Regions from separate parts of the Homo sapiens genome. Here region 1 is linked to region 2. Evidence: read pairs that join two places in POLR2A ChIA-PET (ENCODE). Cell type or tissue: PC-9. All regions are shown on one strand. Each heading gives the region's core, and the rest is flanking DNA. Links, peaks and the distances in the headings are about the cores only.

What was found. ChIA-PET counts read pairs that join two places held together with the same protein. Peaks named below come from ENCODE experiments on the same cell type or tissue, not always from the same donor. Only the 100,000 strongest peaks of a DNase experiment are listed, where the experiment ranks them.
Region 1: POLR2A ChIA-PET joins it to region 2 with 15 read pairs; 8 of 35 experiments call an interaction of 5 or more read pairs at or near these places.

The regions. Positions count from the first base shown.
Region 1 is chr3:15,382,004-15,391,710 of GRCh38, forward strand. It overlaps a transcript of METTL6 not described here. Among named protein-coding and RNA genes, the nearest start is that of METTL6, 41 kb to the right of the region's middle. RefSeq lists enhancers at 2,417-2,516, 2,637-2,686. In PC-9, for the core only: no CTCF peak of the experiment used is centred there; a DNase peak (open chromatin) is centred at 5,388; H3K27ac peaks cover 681 bases.
Region 2 is chr3:15,320,652-15,330,358 of GRCh38, forward strand. All of the region lies in intron 2 of SH3BP5 (SH3 domain binding protein 5), which reads right to left. Among named protein-coding and RNA genes, the nearest start is that of SH3BP5, 7.1 kb to the right of the region's middle. RefSeq lists an enhancer at 7,420-7,609. In PC-9, for the core only: no CTCF peak of the experiment used is centred there; DNase peaks (open chromatin) are centred at 4,750, 5,560 and 7,520; H3K4me3 peaks cover 709 bases; H3K27ac peaks cover 4,649 bases.

The DNA of each region.
Region 1 (9,707 bases), core at 1,152-9,151, 62 kb after region 2:
CCTGCCCATGTCCCTGGGAATCCCTGGAACTAACATTTCTTTGGTTCTTTTTTTTTTTTTTTTAAGAGTCGGGGTCTCACTCTGCTGCCCAGGCTGGAGAACAGTGGCACAATCATGGCTCACTGCAACCTTGAATTCCTGGCCTCAAATTATACTCCCTCTCACCCTCCCGAAGTGCTGGGATTATAGGCATGAGCATCTGTGCCCGGCCACTTTTCATTAGTCCTAAGCACACACCACCAAGTTCAGTTTTCCTGAGATGCCTCCATTCTCCAGATCATTCAGCCCCTTTACAGTGGACAATTATGCTTATCTATTTCTGCTTAAATCATCTATCTATGTGCTACCTTTTCCTTCCCAACCCAATTGTTTAAAGATGACAGACTAGACCAGGCACCATGGCTCATGCCTGTAATCCCAGCACTTTGGGAGGCAGAGGCAGGAGGATCTCGAACCCAGGAGTTTGAGACCAGCCTGGGCAATATAAGGAGACTCTGTCTTTACAAAAATAAAATTAGCCACACATGCTGGCACACACCTTCAGTCCCAGCTACTTGGAGGCTGAGGTAGGAGGATTGCTTGGGCCTGGGAGGCAGAGGTTGCAATGAGTCATGATCAGGCCACTGCACTCCAGCCTGGCAACAGAGGGAGACTTGCTTCAAAAAAAAAAAAAAAAAAAAGACAGACTAAGCATGTGTACCTAGTTAGGATCCTTCTGGAAACCCCACGAAAATGACAGCAAAAGGATATTTTTATCACATAAACCCCATACAACTGATTAAATTTGGGAGAACATTAGAAACAAGGACATTCTATCATTTGCAACAACATGGGTGAACCTGGAAGATATTATGCTAAGTGAAATAAGCCAGATTCAGAAAGACAAATACCACATGATTTCACTTATACGTGGAATTTTAAAAAGTTGAACTCACAGCAGCAGAAAGTAGAATGGTGGTTACCAGAGGCTGGGGGAGGAGAGGAGTAGGGGAGATGTTGACCAAAGGGCACACATTTCAGTTAGCCAGGGGGAATACGTTTTTGAGATCTACTGTACATGGTGACCATAGTCAATAATAATGTATACTTTGAAGGAGCATCTGGAATTTTACCCCCAGATATGGCTCCCTGGTATAATGAGTATTTTGAATTAAATGTCCTTAGCAATCAACAGATGCTAGAAGAAACCTTTTCCCTATCTACATAAAGACCTAAGGGATCCACCAAGGAAAACAATTACTAAGTTTTTATTCCATTTCTCCTATTAATCTGCATTTGGTGAGTGATTTTTTAGTTATTCTTCAGAGGGCAAAGGGGAAGTTTGTTCCTGGCCCCTACAGTTTCAAAATTGTAAAAATAATAACAATAATGAATTTTTTAAATTACACATTTATTTTTACTTTTTTTTTTTTTTATTAGAGACAGGGTATTGCTATGTTGCCCAGGCTGGTGTCTGGAACCCCTGAATTCCTGGGCTCAAGCAATCTTCCTGCCTTGGCCTCTCAAAGTGTTGGAATTACAGGTGTGAGCCACCATGCTTGGCCAAGAATAGATTTTACATGTTCTCAATACAAAGAAAAAGAAGTATGTGAGGAGTGTGATATGCTAATTAGCTTCATATAATCATTCCACAATGTATACATCTATTACTATCAAAACATCATATTTATCCCATATATATATTATTTGTCAATTAAAAATGTAAATTTTCATTTAAAATTTTGAAGGGCTAGAAAACAGGATAAATAGCAACTGACTTAGCAGGCTTGTGAAGCTGAGTCTTAAGCCAGCAGGGATGAAAGTCAAGAAGCAACTCAACTTGCATTGAGACTCCCATAGAGTTTTGTGACCAGGCTTTGGTAGTACCAGCTACGTCTAGTATAAGTGGGGGTGTGTATAAGACTGAATACAGGAGAATTGGTTGGAAGTCAGTAAGAAGAAGTTAGAACCCTAAATCTCTCCTGCAAGTCCACACAGCCAGACTGTACATCCCCCACCCCAGAATAAGACTGTAAGTTGAAAACAAAAGGTCTCTGGATAAAGGGTTACCAGGCAAAATTAGGGTTGAGGTACTATACTGAAAACAATATCATACTGGAAGATTATTTTCTGTGGTTCATATAATACAAAAGCACAGCCAGATATCCTACAAAGAATCCCAGGTTCCAGACTTTTGTTTGAGACCTGAAAAAGAAACAAAAAAGAGATAAAAGAAAACAAAATAAGTAAAAACCAATAAATAAAATGAAGCCCATGTTGACAACTCCACCTCATGTGCTCAGAGCTTCCAAGCAGCTTTTAAGCTCCGCATTAAAAAAAAATATGAATGGAAAACCAAGGGTCACCACACATCTGAGAAAAGCTCCTAATAAAGATAGAGACCAAAACAGGAAATAAAGAAAAAAATAGAGAAAACGAGACTATGCAGAGAGAAATTAAATATTAATGGACAAGAAGTTGGGTGCAGTTGCTCACACCTGTAATTTCAGCACTTTGGGGGGCCGAGGCAGGAGGATCGCTTTAGGCCAGGAGTTCAGGACCAGCCTGGGCAACATAGCGAGACCATCTCTCTGTAAGAAAAAAAAATTAGTTGGGTGTGATGGCACACACCTGTAGCCTCAGCTACTCGGGAGACTGAGGTAGGAGGATCACTTGAGCCCAGGAGTTCCAGGCTGAGGTGAGCTGTGATCACGCCACTGCACTCCAGCCCAGGCAAAGACACTTCAACTCTAGAAGAATGAATATGATTTTGTTGGATAGGGTTGAGTTTTTGAAGGCCACAGATCACTGTTATATAAAACATTCTCTTGTCAATCCCCAAAGAACCAATTTTTGCCCCCTTGGGGGACAATTACTGCCCCTCTTAGAGACCCCTTCTCTACTGAAATGCATGCTTTAGAGAAATAACACATTGCATCTGTGAAATAATGGGTTACTATTTTTAAAATGAACACTGAAGTGAGAAAGAGAAGTAGCTCAGAGAAGTCTGAAAAATGTGTGGTATGCAAAATTTATCAGGTCCAGAGAGACACAATCTTCAGAGAATGAATCTTCAGTCACACCCACCCCTCCCCAGAGAATCATGCCTAGGAACAATTGTTTAAAGGCATTTTGTTCTTTCTTTCCTTCCATGTAGTTTCCAGACTGGCTGATAAATTACCCAAAATGCTATCACAAGTTGCACAATATGACCCTCACCCATTATCTTCATGTTCCTGGAATTTGTGATACAAAGAACAACATATGCCAATTAGTAGCTTATGTTCAATTTAGGAACTGCCCCTTCTTTTTTCCTTTAAAAACCCACTTGTTGGCCAGGCGCAGTGGCTCACACCTGTAATCTCAGCGCTTTGGGAGGCCGAGGTGGGCGGATCATCTGAGGTCAGGAGTTTGAGACCAGCCTGGCCAACATGGGGAAAACCTGTCTCTACTAAAAATACAAAACATAGCTGCGCGTGGTGGTGCACGCCTGTAATTCCAGCTACTAGGGAGGCTGAGGCAGGAGAATTGCTTGAACTCGGGAGGCAGAGGTTGCAGTGAGCCAAGATTGTGCCACTGCACTCCAGCCTGGGTGACAGAGCAAGATTCCATCTAAAACAAACAAACGAACGAACAAAAAAACCCCACTTGTTGACTGCTTGAAGCCAAGAGTTCAAGACCAGCCTGGTCAACATAACAAGACCCTGTCTCCAAAAAAACAAAAACAAAAACCAAAAAATCCACTTGTAAGTGCTGCTAATCACAGCATATATTCAGGGCAACTTAACTTGAATCTGTGTCTCCTGGGCTGTAGCCCTCAAATTTGGCCCAAATAAACTCTCTGCTTACATTAATTTTGCCTCAGTTTATTCCTGTAGGTGAACCAATAAAAAAGAGCTCTTAGAATTGTAGTGTTACCAGAAAGGGATCCCAATCCAGACCCCAGGAGAGGGTTCTTGGACCTTGCACGAGAAAAGAATTTGGGACAAGTCTGCAAAGTGAAAGCAAGTTTATTAGAGAAGAAAAGAAACAAAAGAATGGCTCCTCCATAGGCAGAGCAGAGGCATGGGCTGCTCTATGAGTAAACTTATGGTTATTTCTTGCTTATATGCTACATATGGGGTGGATTATTCATGAGTTTTCTGGCAAAGGGTGGGCAATTTCCAGAACTGAGGGTTCCTCCCCTTTTTAGAATATGTAGGGTAACTTCCAGGCACTGCCATGGCATTTGTAAATTGTCATGGTGCTGGTGGGAGTGTCTTTTAGCATGCTAATGCATTATAGCTAGCATATAATTGTTACCAGCAGCAAAGCCACATGGGGCTGCAGCAACTAGATGCCTGCTTCCTTGGAGGACAGAATTCAGCCAAGGGGCAGAAGCAGGTTTAAGGCAGAGGGAGAGATTGAGACAACTTTTAGAGCAGGAATGAGAGTTTATTAAAAAGTTTTAGAGCAGGAATGAAAGGAAGCAAAGTCCACTTGGAAGAGGGCCAAGTGGGTGACTTGAGAGATCCAAGTGCCCTTTTCAGCCCTTGACTTGAGGTTTTATACATGGGCATGGTTCCAGGGTTTCTGCTTCTCTTCCCTTAATTGTCCCCTTGGGGTGGGCTGTGTGTATGTGCAGTATGTTTACTGAAGTTGTACACATGCTAAGTTGAGGTGTGTTTCCATTACCAGTCAAGTGTTCCCAGAGGAAGGTCATACACCCATTAAACTCTGCTGTTTTGCCTCTTAGTGAACGTGCCTTAGTCCACTTGCCCAACTCCAAAGATCTTACCAGGAAGCTGCTGATTACCAGTTTTCGGTGTTTCCTTTTCTTTTTTTTTTTGAGACAGAGTTTCACTCTTGTCACTCAGGCTGGAGTACAATGGTGCAATCTCAGCTCACTGAAACCTCTGCCTCCCAGGTTCAAGCGATTCTCCAGCCTTGCCTCCTGAGTAGCTGGGATTACAGGCATGCACCACTACGCCCGGCTAATTTTGTATTTTTAGCAGAGATGGGGGGTGGTTCTCACCATGTTGCCCAGGCTGGTCTTGAACTCCTGACCTCAGGTGATCCACCTGCCTCAGCCTCCCAAAGTGCTGGGATTACAAGCATGAGCCATGGTGCCCAGTTAGTTTCAGGTGTTTTCTATCTATTGGGAGATTGTCTTTCTCTGGCACTGGCTACAACCAATTGTTATTTTAGAGAGACAGTTTAACAACTGCCTGACCATCATCTGATGATCACCTGACATTCCTGGAGACAGGGCCCTCCCCTGCCCTGCTCATGTCTGCCTAACTACCGATTCTAACATAATGAACAGTGAGGATGACCAGAGGTCACTTTCATTACCATCTTGGATTTGGCAGGTTTTGGCCAGCTTCTTTACTGTATCCTGTTTTATCAGTAAGGTCTTTGTGACCTGTATCTTGTGCCAACCTCCTATCTCATCCTGTGACTAAGAATGCCTAACTGCCTGGGAATGCAGCCCAGTAGGTCTCAGCTTTATTTTACCCAGCTCCTATTCACTTTGGTTCAAATGCCTCTGACAGTAGGGGCCAAGGGAAAAACTTCCCCTTTGTCCTCTGAAGGTTTACTGAAAAATCAACTCACAAAATGCAGATTAGTAGGAAAAAGGCATCAAAACTTATTAATGTGTACACAGGGGAGAATCAGAGTGATCACTCAATATCCCAGTGGGGCCCAAATACTTATATAGCCTTATTTGAGAGGGGAGTGAGGAGATGGGGAATATAGGTAATTCTGTTGAGGTACAATAAACGATTGCTAGGGAGAATGAATGGATCAGGGAACAGAGATTAGCTTGTAAATCGTTCTCTTTGAAAAAAAGATTTTTTTTTTTTTTGAGACAGGATCTTGCTCTGTCCCAAAGGCTGGAGTGCAATGGTGTGGTCACAGCTCACTGCAGCCTTGACCTACTGGGCTCATGTGATCCTCTTGTAACCACCCATGGGTTCACCTTGCCTGCTGCCTAGACAGAGCCAATTTATCAAGACAGGGGAACTGCAGTAGACAAAGAGTAATTCACACAGACCAGCTGTGCGGGAGACCAGAGTTTTATGATTACTCAAAAAAGTCTCCCTCAGTATTTGGAAATAAGAGTTTTGTTGTTGTTGTTGTTGTTGTTGTTGTTGTTGTTTTTGAGATGGAGTTTCGCTCTTGTCGCCCAGGCTGGAGTGCAATGGCGCAATCTCCACTCACTGCAACCTCCGCCTCCTGGGTTCAAGTGATTCTCCTGCCTCAGCCTACTGAGTAGCTGGGATTACAGGCACATGCCACCATGCCCAGCAAATTTTTGTATTTTTAGCAGAGACGGGATTTTGCCATGTTGTCCAGGCTGGTCTCAAACTCCTGGCCTCAAGTGATTCGCCCGCCTCGGCCTCCCAAAGTGCTGGGATTACAAGTGTGAGCCACTGCACCTGGCCAGGAAATGAGAGTTTTTAAGGACAACTTGGTGAGTAGGGGAAAGCCAGTGAACCAGGAGTGCTGATTGATCAGGTCAGAGATAAAATCATAAGAAGCTGAAGCTGTCTTCTTGCACTAAGTCAGTTCCTGGGTGGGAGCCACAAGATCAGATGAGCCAGTTTATCCATCTGGGTGGTGCCAGTTGATCCATCAAGTGCAGGGTCTGCAGAACATCTGAGCACTGATCTTAGGAGCAGTTTAAGGAGGCCCAAAATCTTGTAGCATCCAGCTGTATGACTCCTAAACCATAATTTCTAATCTTGTGGCTAGTTTCTTAGTCCTACAAAGGCTGTCTAGTCCCCAGGCAAGAAGGGCGTTTGTTTTGGGAAAGGGCTGTTGCCATCTTTGTTTTAAACTATAAACTAAGTTTTAAATTATAAACTACTTTTCTCCCAAAGTTAGTTCAGCCTACACTCAGGAATGAACAAATACAGCTCGGAGGTTAGAAGGAAGATAGAGTTGGTTCAGTCAGATCTCTTTCACTGTCTCAGTTATAATTTTGCAGTGGTGGTTTCACTCCTGCCTCAGCCTCCTAAGTAGCTGTGACTATAGGCATATGCCACCATGCCCAGCTAATTTTTTTTTTATAGAGATGGAGTCTCACGGTGTTGCCCAGGCTTGTCTCAAACTCTTGGGCTCAAACAATCCTTCCTGCTCAGCCTCCCAAAGTGCTGGGATTACACGCATGAGGCACCACACCTGGCCTTTTTTTTTTTTCTAAGTTTTTTGTTGTAGGTTGTGCTACATTTCCCAGGCTGGTCTCGAACTCCTGCCCTCAAGCAATCCTCCCACTTTGGCTCCCCAAAGTGCTCTTTGGAAATTGAGCCTGAGAGAAGAATATTATCTTGTGAATAAGTCTGTTTAGGTGTGGTTAATTCCTTGCTCTTCTTTTCTGCAATAGATGAGAAAGCATGAAGCAGAAGGAAAAACGATCGTTTTCCTTGGTGGGTCCTTCAGCCCTTTATGTAGATAGAGAAAAAGTCTCTTCTAGCATCTATTGATCTTTAAGGACCTTTAATTCAAAATACTCATTATACCAGGGAGCCATATATTGGGGTGAGGTTGCCTTGCCTGTACTCCTCCAGAATTTATTTTTTAATTTTAATTTTTTTTTTTGAGACGGAATTTCACTCTTATTGTCCAGGCTGGAGCGCAATGGCGCAATCTCGGCTCACCACAACCTCCACCTCCTGGGTTCAAGAGATTCTCCTGCCTCAGTCTCCTGAGTAGCTGGGATTACAGGCATGCGCCACCACGCCCGGCTAATTTTGTATTTTTAGTAGAGATGGGGTTTCTCCATGTTGGTCAGGCTGGTCTCAAACTCCCGACCTCAGTGGTCCACCCACCTCGGCCTCCCAAAGTGCTGGGATTACAGGCATACGCCACCGCGCCCGGCCAATTTTTTTTTTTTTTTTTTTTTAAAGAGAAAGAATCTTACTCTGTCACCCAGGCTAGAGAGCAGTGAAATTATAGCTCAGTGCATCCCTGAACTCTTGGGCTCAAGGGATCCTCCCAAGGGAGGCACAGTACTGCCTTACTGGGTGACACAGTAAGACTCCATCTCAAGGGAAAAAAAAAAGATTGTAAGTTAAATCTCCTAGAAAGCCAAACACTTGTCAGATAGTGAAAAAAGAAGAGAACAGATTGTAAATTTATAGCATCAGTTCAGTAGTTTCAACATTTTAATAAGGAGGCTAGGGGACACAATGGGTCACGCCTGTAATCCCAGCACTTCAGGAGGCCGAGGTGGGTGGATCACTTGAGGCCAGGAGTTTGAGACCAGCCTCGCCAACATGGTGAAACCCCATCTCTACTAAAAATACAAAAGTTAGCTGGGTGTGTTGGTACGCACCTGTAGTCCCAGCTACTTGAAAGGCTGAGGCAGGAGAATCGCTTGAACCTGGGAAGCAGAGGTTGCAGTGAGCCAAGATCATGCCACTGCACTCCAGCCTGGGTGACAGAGCAAGACTCTGTCTCAAAAAAGAATAATAATAATAATGAAACCACCTTTGCAAAAATTGTAACAGAAAATTATGAGACAGGATAATTCCCTTGACCTCCTTGCAGTACTTGCAACTGGGGTGTGGCTTGTTTACTCGGCCACCTCGTGCTCAAACCCCTTGTGAGAGTGAGTGAGTGCAGGAACTGGAAAAAACGAATGCTGGAATTGGCCAGTTGCTCCTCTCTGGCAGGAGCAGGCTCGGTGCAGGCCCCATAACAGCATCCAAACATGTTGAAACCAATGCTGTTTCAGCTCTTCAGTCCGAGGACAGCTAAGTGCCAACCAGCTCAGTGGAGGGTCAGGGTGGCAGCCCCTGCCCTCTCAACACCCAGGTTCTTGTCCAGCATCCAGGAAGAATCATGTCACACGAACAGATTGAAGGGTAGTGTATGCAGAGGATTTTACTGGGCGATGAAAGTGGCTCTCAGCGGCTCTCAGCATCCAGGAAGAATCAAGTCACATGAACAGATTGAAGGGTAGTGTATGCAGAGGATTTTACTGGGCGATCAAAGTGGCTCTCAGCGGGATGGGGAGTTGAAAAGGGGATGATGCGGGAAGAAGGTGATCTTTCCCTGAAGCCGAGCAGTCTGAGGGCAGGCCCCTCTCCAAAGCCGCATCATCTGAAGTTAGCCACATCTACCCATAGTCTCCAACATTCAGTTGCTTCTCTGCTTACTGCTCAGCCACTTGTATCCTTGACAATCAGCCGTTTGTATCCCCAATGCTCAGCTGCTGTGTTGCTCTGCCAGCTGAAATCTTTTTATGAGCACAGGATGGGGAAATGGCAGGCCAAAAAGGCAACACGTGGGTGGAAAAATGGGGCTCCTGTTTTCACTTAGAGCTGAGGTTCCAGGCTTAAGGGTGGGGTTTACCCAGGAGCCCAGCCCTTCTGTATCAATGGCAGCGGGGGAGATGTGATCTAGCCAATCTCCATCTTGCTTTTAGCCTTCTTTTTTTTTAATCCTCCATGCACATTTTTGTGCTCCACTCTACTAAAATGTTACATTGCAGAACAATTCCAGATCCTGTAACTTAGGTCCTGTATGTTGACAGTATTTATTTTTATTATACTTTAAGTTTTAGGGAACAAAACGTGCAGGTTTATTACATATATATACATGCGCCATGTTGGTGTGTCGCACCCAATAACTCGTCATTTAACATTAGGTATATCTCCTAATGCTATCCCTCCCCCCTCCCCCCACCCCACAATAGGCCCCGGTGTGTGATGTTCCCCTTCCTGTGTCCATGTGTTCTC
Region 2 (9,707 bases), core at 576-8,575:
TAAAGTCCCTACAACAAATGCTGACAAAGAAAAATAACAGCTCAAAATTAAAAGGCTACAGTCCACAGGGACCACATCTCTGTCAACCTGGGGATTTGAAGATTCTCATTAACCACAGGGATAGCAATGAATCCATCAACCCCCATAGCCTGTCTTCTTTTGAGATGACACCTCAGAGTCACAGGGTAGGCACCTTGAATACAGCTGGGGATACAGTCACATGATTTGTAGGAAAGTCGGCGTGTACTGCAATAGCAAGCACTTATGATCCTGCCATGGGTTTCAGCTGAGGGGCCAGAAGAGTTTGTATATTATCTTGTTGATATTTGTAGCTTAAAAGGAAGAAACGCCTAGGATTTTTTAAGGCAATACAGTCCATGTCAATATTAGACAGCTATTTCTATGTTCTAGCCAATGGCCAGAACATGTTTTGGCCACTAATAGCATTTTGCTAATGTGGTTACCATGAATGAAGTTGTGCAAGAACCTATACGTGCCCACATTTATTGATTTAGAAATGATGCTAACAGTCAAATACACAGAGTAACTAAGTTCAAATATCTAAATATTCTTAATATTTGGAATGTTTTCCATTATATCTTGATTTATTGTATTTTCTAAATAAGCATATATATGACGGTTTCTTGGCTGTAGAAGATCCTAAAGTGCCTTTATAGCACTTTTCATCCTTCCATGAATTACAACTAGAGTAGCTTAACAATACACTAATTCATCAAGCAAACCCACAACATCAGGTTTTATCTACAATTAAGGCAGGAACAACCAATCCAAGGTTTTTCCCATCAGCCTTCATAGTTCCTAAAATTCCTTCCAGAGAAATTCATTTATTTGGCTTATAAAGACTTTTTTTTTTTTTTACAACAGACTTCATTCCCCACCCCCATCCCATGAAAATTATAACAGATGGTCATTGTAAATATTTCAGAAAACACCAAGAAATGAAAACTAAAAATCACCAGCATCCTCAGCAGCTAGCAACAACTGGTAACATCTGAGGGTACATTTTTCTAGAGCCAGGCTTCTCAAACAATGTGGTGATGGATCTTCTCCCATCCAATCCACCGTAAATCAATATTTCTGTAGAATAAAAACAAACTAGGAAAGTAAAATGCCACCTGGATGTCACAACATCAAATTGCCAAAAAAAAAAAAAAAATCTAAAGTCTTACTCTCAATTTCTGTATTTACTTCACCATAACTGGTAACAAGCAGTTCACATTCTTTGGCCCACACAAGAATAACTATGTTAGGGCCAGGCACGGTGGCTCATGCCTATAATCCCAGTACTTTGGGAGGCCAAGGCAGGTGGATCATTTGAGGTCGGGAGTTCGAGATCAGCTTGACCTACATAGTGAAACCCCGTCTCTACTAAAATACAAAAATTAGCCAGGCATGGTGGTGGGCTCCTGTAATCCAGCTACTTGGGAGGCTGAGGCAGGAGAATCGCTTGAACCTGGGAGGTGGAGGTTGCAATGAGCCAAGATCATGCCACTGCAGTCCAGCCTGGGCAACACAGTGAGACTCCATCTCAAAAAAAAAAATAATAACTATGTTAGGCCTGTCTTCTCATATGCATATATTCTTTTACTATATATATGGTTCTAGATATGCTCTATATAGTTTTATATATATTTTATGTATAGTTTTTTTTCCCCCACTAAGTAGACCATGGCCATTTGTCCATATCCACACATCATCTTTTTTTAAAGTGAAAGGCCACTCTTAAAATGCTAACGCCCCCAAGCAAGGCAGAATCTTACATGTTCATGAGCCAACATGTGCCTAAGTGGACAGGTTCTGGGGAGGGAAAGGAGAACACAAGGTTGTGTTTTACCAGTGTCACAACTGTCCTCACGGTCAGTCTGTCCAAGAACAGCCTGGGAGGCCGGGTGTGGCGGCTCATGCCTGTAATCCCAACACTTTGGGAAGCCGAGGCAGGAGGACTGCTTGAGCCCAGGAGTTTGAGACCAGCCTGGGCAACAAGGAGAGACCCCATCTCTACAAAAACAAAAATTAGCCAGGCGTGGTGGCGCACTCCTGTAGTCCCAGCTACTTGGGAGACTGAGGTGGGAGGATCACTTGAGCCCAGGAGTTCGAGGCTCCAGGGAGCTATGATTGTGCCACTGCACCCTACCCTGGGCAACAGAGACCAACACTGTCTCAGGAAAAAACAAAAACAAAGCGGGAGGCCGGGCGCAGTAGCTCACGCCTGTAATACTAGCACTTTGGGAGGCTGCAGTAGGCGAATCATTTGAGGTCAGGAGTTGACCAGCCTGACCAACATGGCAAAACCCGGTCTCTACCAAAAACACAAAAATTAGCCGGGTGTGGTGGCACATGCCTGTAATCCCAGCTACTCGGGAGGCTAAGGCACGAAAATCGCTTGAACCTGGGAGGCAGTGGTTGCAGTGGCAGAGATCACATCATTGCACTCCGGTTTTTGAGACCCTGTCTCAAATAAATAAATAAATAAATAAATAAATAAATAAATAAAGCAGGGCTCACTCAGGGAAACTAATTTTCACATTACAGCAGGCAGGCCACAGCGCAACGCCCTGCTGATCCAGTGACTACAAAGTCCATCCCGCTGTAATCCTGGCCTGTATGAGCCCTCCCTCTGACCCCCTTCCCAGTGCCAATCTGACAAAGAAAGGTCATGGCAGGACCTGGGGGAAGAGAACAACAGAGCCACTGCCAGGCCCCATGGCCAGTTTGGCCCCAGTGGACATCTCATTGGAACCTTCTCTGTTTGCAGCGCCCAGCGGGTCTCAGCCCTCCCTGCCAGCCAAGCACACAGGGGGCCCTCTTGTCCACTCAGGCTGGGCAGCTCTCAAAGCACTCTCTCACACAGCATCCCTTACCATCCTCCAGGCTACCCAGGGATGTAGGCAAGAATTGCAGCCCCCAGATTCAAAGACAAAGAGACTGAGGCTTCCATGTGCCAAGTATCCCTAGAAGTCAGCAGACCTCTGATTTCAGCCTGTATCACCTGATGTCAAGACAGCTGTCTTCCCTCCACCTGCCCTTCCCCACGGCTTTGGGTTTTGGTTATTTCACAGCAAAAACTGAGACACAATCCCATTTTAAAGAAGAAGAAATTGAGGCACAGAAATTACATAATCTGCCAGAGGTCCCACAGCTATGAAGAGGGAGCTGGGATTCAATGCCAGGCGGTCTGGCTCCAGAGGCCAAGCTTTGCCGGCTGTCCTATAGCTAAGTCACTCTACAAGTTTCAAATGTTTCTCCACTCACCTACTTCCCCAAAGGGAAATAAGCAGTATGGGGGGACCACTGAAGCCCAAGGCCTTCAGTACCACCATTCTGATGGCCAAACTTCAAGTCAGAGCTATGGGGGCAGTGCAGCAGCCCTGGCTCAGGCTACCCTGAAGAGACGCAAAGACCACACATGTGTTTTTTCTTTATAATCAACCAATCACCAAAGGTCCTGTTAACACTCCACCTCTCCCCACCCCAACCTTCCTCAACCTGCAGACAATGTCTGTACCGTCAGCTCTCTTCCTCCTCCACTTTAAGGCTGATGTTATCTCTTCAGACTATCTGGGGTCTGCAGGCCTCAACTCTGATGCCCCCTATTTCAACAAAGCTTTGGCCTCTCAAAGGGCCCTGAGTGACTCTCCTAGAATCCCCCTCACCCCACTACAATTGCTTGCTTGAATCCAGGAGACGGCAAGCTCCATGAGGCAGGGACGTGCCTGATTATTTGTTGACCACCCTGGTCCCCAGTGCCCCACACAGGATTTGCTGCAGGAAGGCCTCCAGGCCAATGTTTACTTCAACCAGATCTCACCTGTGTACAAGAAGGTCAGGGGTGTAGGGGCTCTGCCAGCTTAGACCGGGCAGCCTGCCACCAGGCCTGGAATCTGGTGCAGCTTCAAGAAACAGTTACTCCTCCCTCCCCCGGTCTATCTATGCTTCAAACATTCCCTAGCAGTTTCTTCGAAGCACAACTGAGTCTTACAGGACCTAGTCCCTAGTGCATTCCACCCACACGTTTTAATGGAGAAAGTGCTGGGACGTATCACTGTCCTTTGATAGAGGAATTTTTCTCCTGATTTGTGCTAATAATTCATGAGGGAGGGGCCGGGCAGCTTCCAGTTTACTCTCACCTCCAAGTTTCTAAGCTCAAAACAGAGTTTTTGTTTGTACCATTGCTCCTTGGGTCCAAAAAAAAAAAAAAAAAGTTTTAAGAGAAAACATTTGCTGGTTTTCAGAGGGAGGAAAGGCAGAGATAATGAGTGCTGGCTTAAGCATGTTTGAGGAACACAGATACTCAGAAACAAAGATTTTTCAAACCACCCTGCAAGTATAAGCAGAAACTATTCCCACCTGACCTGAGCAATGAGGAAAAGGACGGACCCCTTCACAGCCCTGGAACAGCCCACTTTCAGAGCAAGCACGGGAAATGATGAAAACATTACAAATTGTGCTTAAAACCACATAAACATGGGCATAAAATATTACAAATCTTTATTCTGATTAGACTTAGAAATTCTCAGTGTGGCTTCTGTTTTAACAAACATTTGAAAAGAGACAGACCTATAAAATAGGCATTTAAAAATTACATCAGCATATTGAGTTTTACTATCTCACCTAGCAGGGCTGTCGCACACCTGAATGACCCATTTATCTCTGACTCACTGCCTCCTCTTCCATCCATTACTCGCCCATGCCTGGCACAAGGCCCCCTTGCTGGCCCTCAGCTAAGCCAGGCTTAGCCCTGATGCGCCCTCCAGCTGGAATGTTCTTCCCCCACATGGCCTGAGGCTTGCTCACTCTCTCCAGACAATACTGCATTCCTCTCCCTCCCCTTGCCTCCAAACACCCACCAGCTGAGTCCCCTTCCAGCTCTTTGCCTCCTTTGTATACATCAGATAACCTACCATGTGTATTTTAACTTTTTATTGCGTTTTCCACCCCCTCTGCAATGTAAGCCTCAGAAAAGCAGGGACTTCTGTCCATTCTCTTCACTGCTCTGTCCCCATCACCGAAAATTGCCCCCATCACGTAGTAGGTGCTCAATAAATACTTAGTGAATTAAAAAGCTGGTCAGGCGCAGTGGCTCACACCTGTAATCCCAGCATTTTGTGAGGCCAAGGGAGGCAGATCGCTCTCAGCTCCAGAGTTTGAAACCGGCCTGGCCAACATTGCAAAACCCATCTTTCCTAAAAATACAAAAATTAGCCAGCGTGGTGGTGTGAGCCTTTGGTCCTGGCTACTTGGGAGGCTGAAGCTGGAGAATCGCTTGAACCCGGGAGGCTGAGGCTGCAGTGAGCCGAGATTGTGACACTGCACTCCAGCCTGAGTGACAGAGCAAGACCCTGTCTCAATAAATAAATAAAGCTGACTGATCAATGGATCTGTGGGAAAATGCTTATTTTCCTAACTTAAAACATCAGGCTTATATCCAAGGGCTCTCTGGTTAAAAGGTTCCTCCTTTTACAGCTTGAAAAGGTTGGCTTTTGCTGATATAAATCAGCATGCAAAGGGGACCCAGCACTGTTCAAATAAGGTCAGAGGCAAACCCAGGTTGCAGGAAGAGACAGACATCCAAGTGACACGGCAGATGGCTGGCATCCAGAGGCCCTTTTGCAATCTGGAATTTAAATGGCCAAGACAAGAAATGGGATGTTAAATGTGGGCCTCAGGAGCAACACCTCAGTCTCCAGCTACCCACAGACAACTGCACCACAGCGTGAGAGCACGTTAGCAGCTACCAGAAGCCTGGTCACCAATTCAGGTTCATCAGACAAAAATCACGAGAGGTGCCGAACGCCCCAGATCGCAATCAAAAGGCAATGGGAAAGGAAATGTGGACAGCAGAATACCTTCCCCTGGGGGCCCTGAAAGTAGACTATCTCATTATTTGCCAATTCCATACTTGTGAATTCGTCTACTCGCTAAAATTTATATGTAACCCCAAAATCAATACACGCAGCCCTTTCAGGTTCATTCACCGACATACACAGGAGCGACGTTCTGCCTCCTGCTTTCAGTGCCCATCCTGTAAACAAGTGTCCTTTTCATGGTCTACTTAGTGCCATGTCTTTCACACTTTTGTGCTTTCTTTGGTGATTTTGCTGTTAAAATGGCCCATAAGGGAAGTGCAGAAGTGCTGTCTAGTGAGCTTTCCTGAGCACGAGCAGGCTGTGATGTGGCTTACAGAGCAAATACATGTTAGGTGAGTGGCCCTGAGTTCAATGCTAATGAATCAATAGTATATAGTAAATAAAGTGTCTTTTAATGGAAACTGAAAAGATTAATATTGATCAGTTGATGAAAATGTGACCACAGGCTTGCTCCAAGCCCTGCATTTTCCCTACAACAATGGTTCCGTATTCACTAATTCAGTGTTCACAACTTTATGGAATACAAGTACCACAAAAACAAGACTGGGCACGGTGGCTCACACCTGTAATCCCAGCACTTTGGGAGGCTGAGACAGCAGTGGCGGTGGGGAGGGGGGTAGCGACGACACGAGATCCGGAGTTCAAGACCAGCCAGTTCGAGACCAGCCTGGCCAACATGGTGAAACCCCATCTCTACTAAAAATACAAAAATTAGCCAGGCATGGTGGCGCACGCCTGTAATCCCAGCTACTCGGGAGGCTGAGGCAGGAGACTGGCTTGAACCCGGGAGGCAGAGGTTGCAGTGAGCCGAGATCACGCCATTGCACTCCAGCCTGGGCGACAGCGTGAGACTCCGTCTCAGGAAAAAAAAAACAAAACAAAACACTTGACTGTATATTAAAATGGCTCATTTTCCTGCCCCCATCCTTGGGCATACTCCCCTTGACCACCCCAGTGGCTCACTCCACCTGTTCTTCTGCAAACAGAGGCTCCCCTGCAGGCATCTGCTCAGGTGTCCTCCAGCAGCGCCCCTCCAGTGTCTCTGTCACACTTCTTACTGTAGCTATTACCACCAGTAATTATTACCCCCGCTCTGCTACTCACCCCAACCAAAAACGTAAACTCCTGGAGGGCAAGGTCTTTGTCTTGTTCACCCACATAAATGCAGTGGCCAACAGTGTCTGACAAGCAGTTGGTGCCCAGCATGAAGGGTGAAATCCCACCTGGCTCCTTTGTGACAGAAAACACCTATTAAACCTATGCCTCCCAGTGCCAAATGTAGCTAACACTTGAAACGTGTCTAGTCTCAACTGAAATGTGCCCTAAGTGTAAAATATGCCAAAGATCTTAAAGACTTAGTACAAAAATATATGTAAAATATCAGTAATTTTTTAATAGCAAGTCCACGTTGAAATTGTACTGTCTTGGATATTCCGGGTTAAACAAAATATTTAAATTCATTTCAGCTGTTTCTTTTTCGTTTTTAATGCGTCTACTAGGGAGTTTTTAATTGCTTATGTAGCCTGTATTATATTTCTATGAGTCAGTCTTGGTTATAATACCGTGAAAAGGCCAGCCAGCAACCCAGCCCAGCCCTGGCCACCCCCCTCACACCCTCCAGTTCGCCTCTCACACGGTTCCAAATGCTCTCCAGAGCCAGGCAGGAAACACCTGTCTGGTGGCTTCCTGTGACACACAAATACCTAAGTGTATTCAGAAATGGGATTCAGAAGTAAGGGCTAAAAAGAGTTTAACAGATTAACCAATTTCACCCCAAGAAAGTAAGCACACTTGGGGCTGAGATGTGGGCCATCTTGTTCATTACCCAGAACAGTGGCCGGCACATAGTAGGCGAGCAACTAGAATCAATCAATGCTTTTAAAAAAAAAAAAAAAAGACTATTTCCAGGATGGGTATGGCAACTCATGCCTGTGATCCCAGCACTTTGGGAGGCCAAGGTGGGAGGATCACTTTGAGGCCTGGAGTTCAAGACCAGCCTGGTCAACAGAGCTAGATCCCATCTTTACAAAAAAGCTTAAAGATATGAAAAATTAGCCAGGTATGGTGGCATGCACCTGTAGTCTCAGCTACTGGGGAGGATGATGCAGGAGGGTTGCCTGAACCCAGGAGTTTGAGGTTGCAGTGAGCTGTGATTGCACCACTGCACTGGGATAATAGAATGCAGGAACTGGAGGAGATCTGGAAAATGCCTGGGAGTATAAGATGGGAGCCCTGCCTCTGAGGCGTCATAGTACCAGAAGATGCTGAGCCTCTGAGTCCTGATCTGGAAAGTAAATAGTCCCTACCCTCCTAGCTCTCCAGGCCAGAACATTCTATGATGACAGCAGTTTAATACAGTGGCAACTGGACTGTTTAATATAGTGGCAACTGGGCTCTTGAAACGTGGCTATTGTGACTGAGAAATGGAATTTTTAGTCTTACTTAATTTTAATTAAACTCATTAGCCAGGCATGGTGGTGCACACCTGTAATCCCAGCTACTCAGGAAGCTGAGGAATGAGAATCACTTGAGCCCAGGAGGTGGAAGTTGCAGTGAGCAGACATCACACCACTGCACCCCAGCCTGGGCGACAGAGTAAGACTCTGTCTCAAAAAAAAAAAAATTTTAATTAAATTCAAATAGCCATACGTTGCACATGGCTACCATATGGGACAGCATAGCTCTAGGCTGGTGTGACAGGATGGAATGAGCTAAAACGTGTAAAAAACACTCTGGAAATGCTAAAGCCCTATAGGAATGGTAAGAGTTTTGTTGTTTAATGCATTAGAAATCTGAGATCCTGAGAGGTTTCAGTTACCCCACATCACAGACAGACTCAATTCATAAGTGAAAGAAATGTAAACAAACACAGATTTTACTTTACTTGGGGAGAAGGACAGCCCATGCTCTTGTATACCTACGATGGAAATGGAGGTGGTTAGCGATAACCCTTCACGCAACTCAGAGCAACAGGCTTTTTCATCCACATTGCTGCATCCAGATTTGGTAACTCCAGGGCCTACGCACGCAGCAGAAATCAAGGCTGCCAGTGAATCCTGGTAGATTATATTCCTATCTCCCACACTCTCACTCTTAGGGACCATGTGCTTCTTGTCCCTTCCACTGACGTTTGCTATTTCTCCTGCTACAGAAACAGACTTTGCCAACAGCTCCCTGCATTGGGAAACTGCGCTGAGAGTCCCTTTGGGGTTCTGACAGTCAATTCACAGTCTCCTGAATACATATAGTGGTTGTTCAAATTTGCTGATGGGTGGTAAAAGCAACCACTACTGGAAAGGGGTGGGAACTAATCGGAGGCTGTGATGAATGCTAACTTGTTTACACTCCCATTGGAAAATGCACATGAAACCCAAATCAAGTTTTAGTCTCCCAAGATTTTTCCCAGCAGGAAAGGCCTTCCCAGTCTAAACAGCTTTTTGTTACCATTATAATTATATTCTATGCACTAGCAGACAATAAAGAAATGAGCAGGGAAGCAGAAGGAGGCGGGGGGTGAGTTATTAGGACAGGAAAGTCAAGAAATGGTCGAAGTCAGAGGAAACAACACAACACTCTCCAGGACAAATGGCAGGAACTGCCCTGAATATGTAAGAGATTTTGTGAGCTCATTCATTATTCTCCATTAAAGAGTTCGGCTAATTTTCCCCTGTCCTTTCAGTCACATTAAAACTTGGGGCTTAAGCGTTGTGTAACGCTCTGCACAGACTTGGTTTAGGCCCCATGGAGCTTCCATAATGAAAAACAACATGTGCAATTGGATCCACATGCGTTCCGCCCACAGGTTGAGCTCAGTGGTGT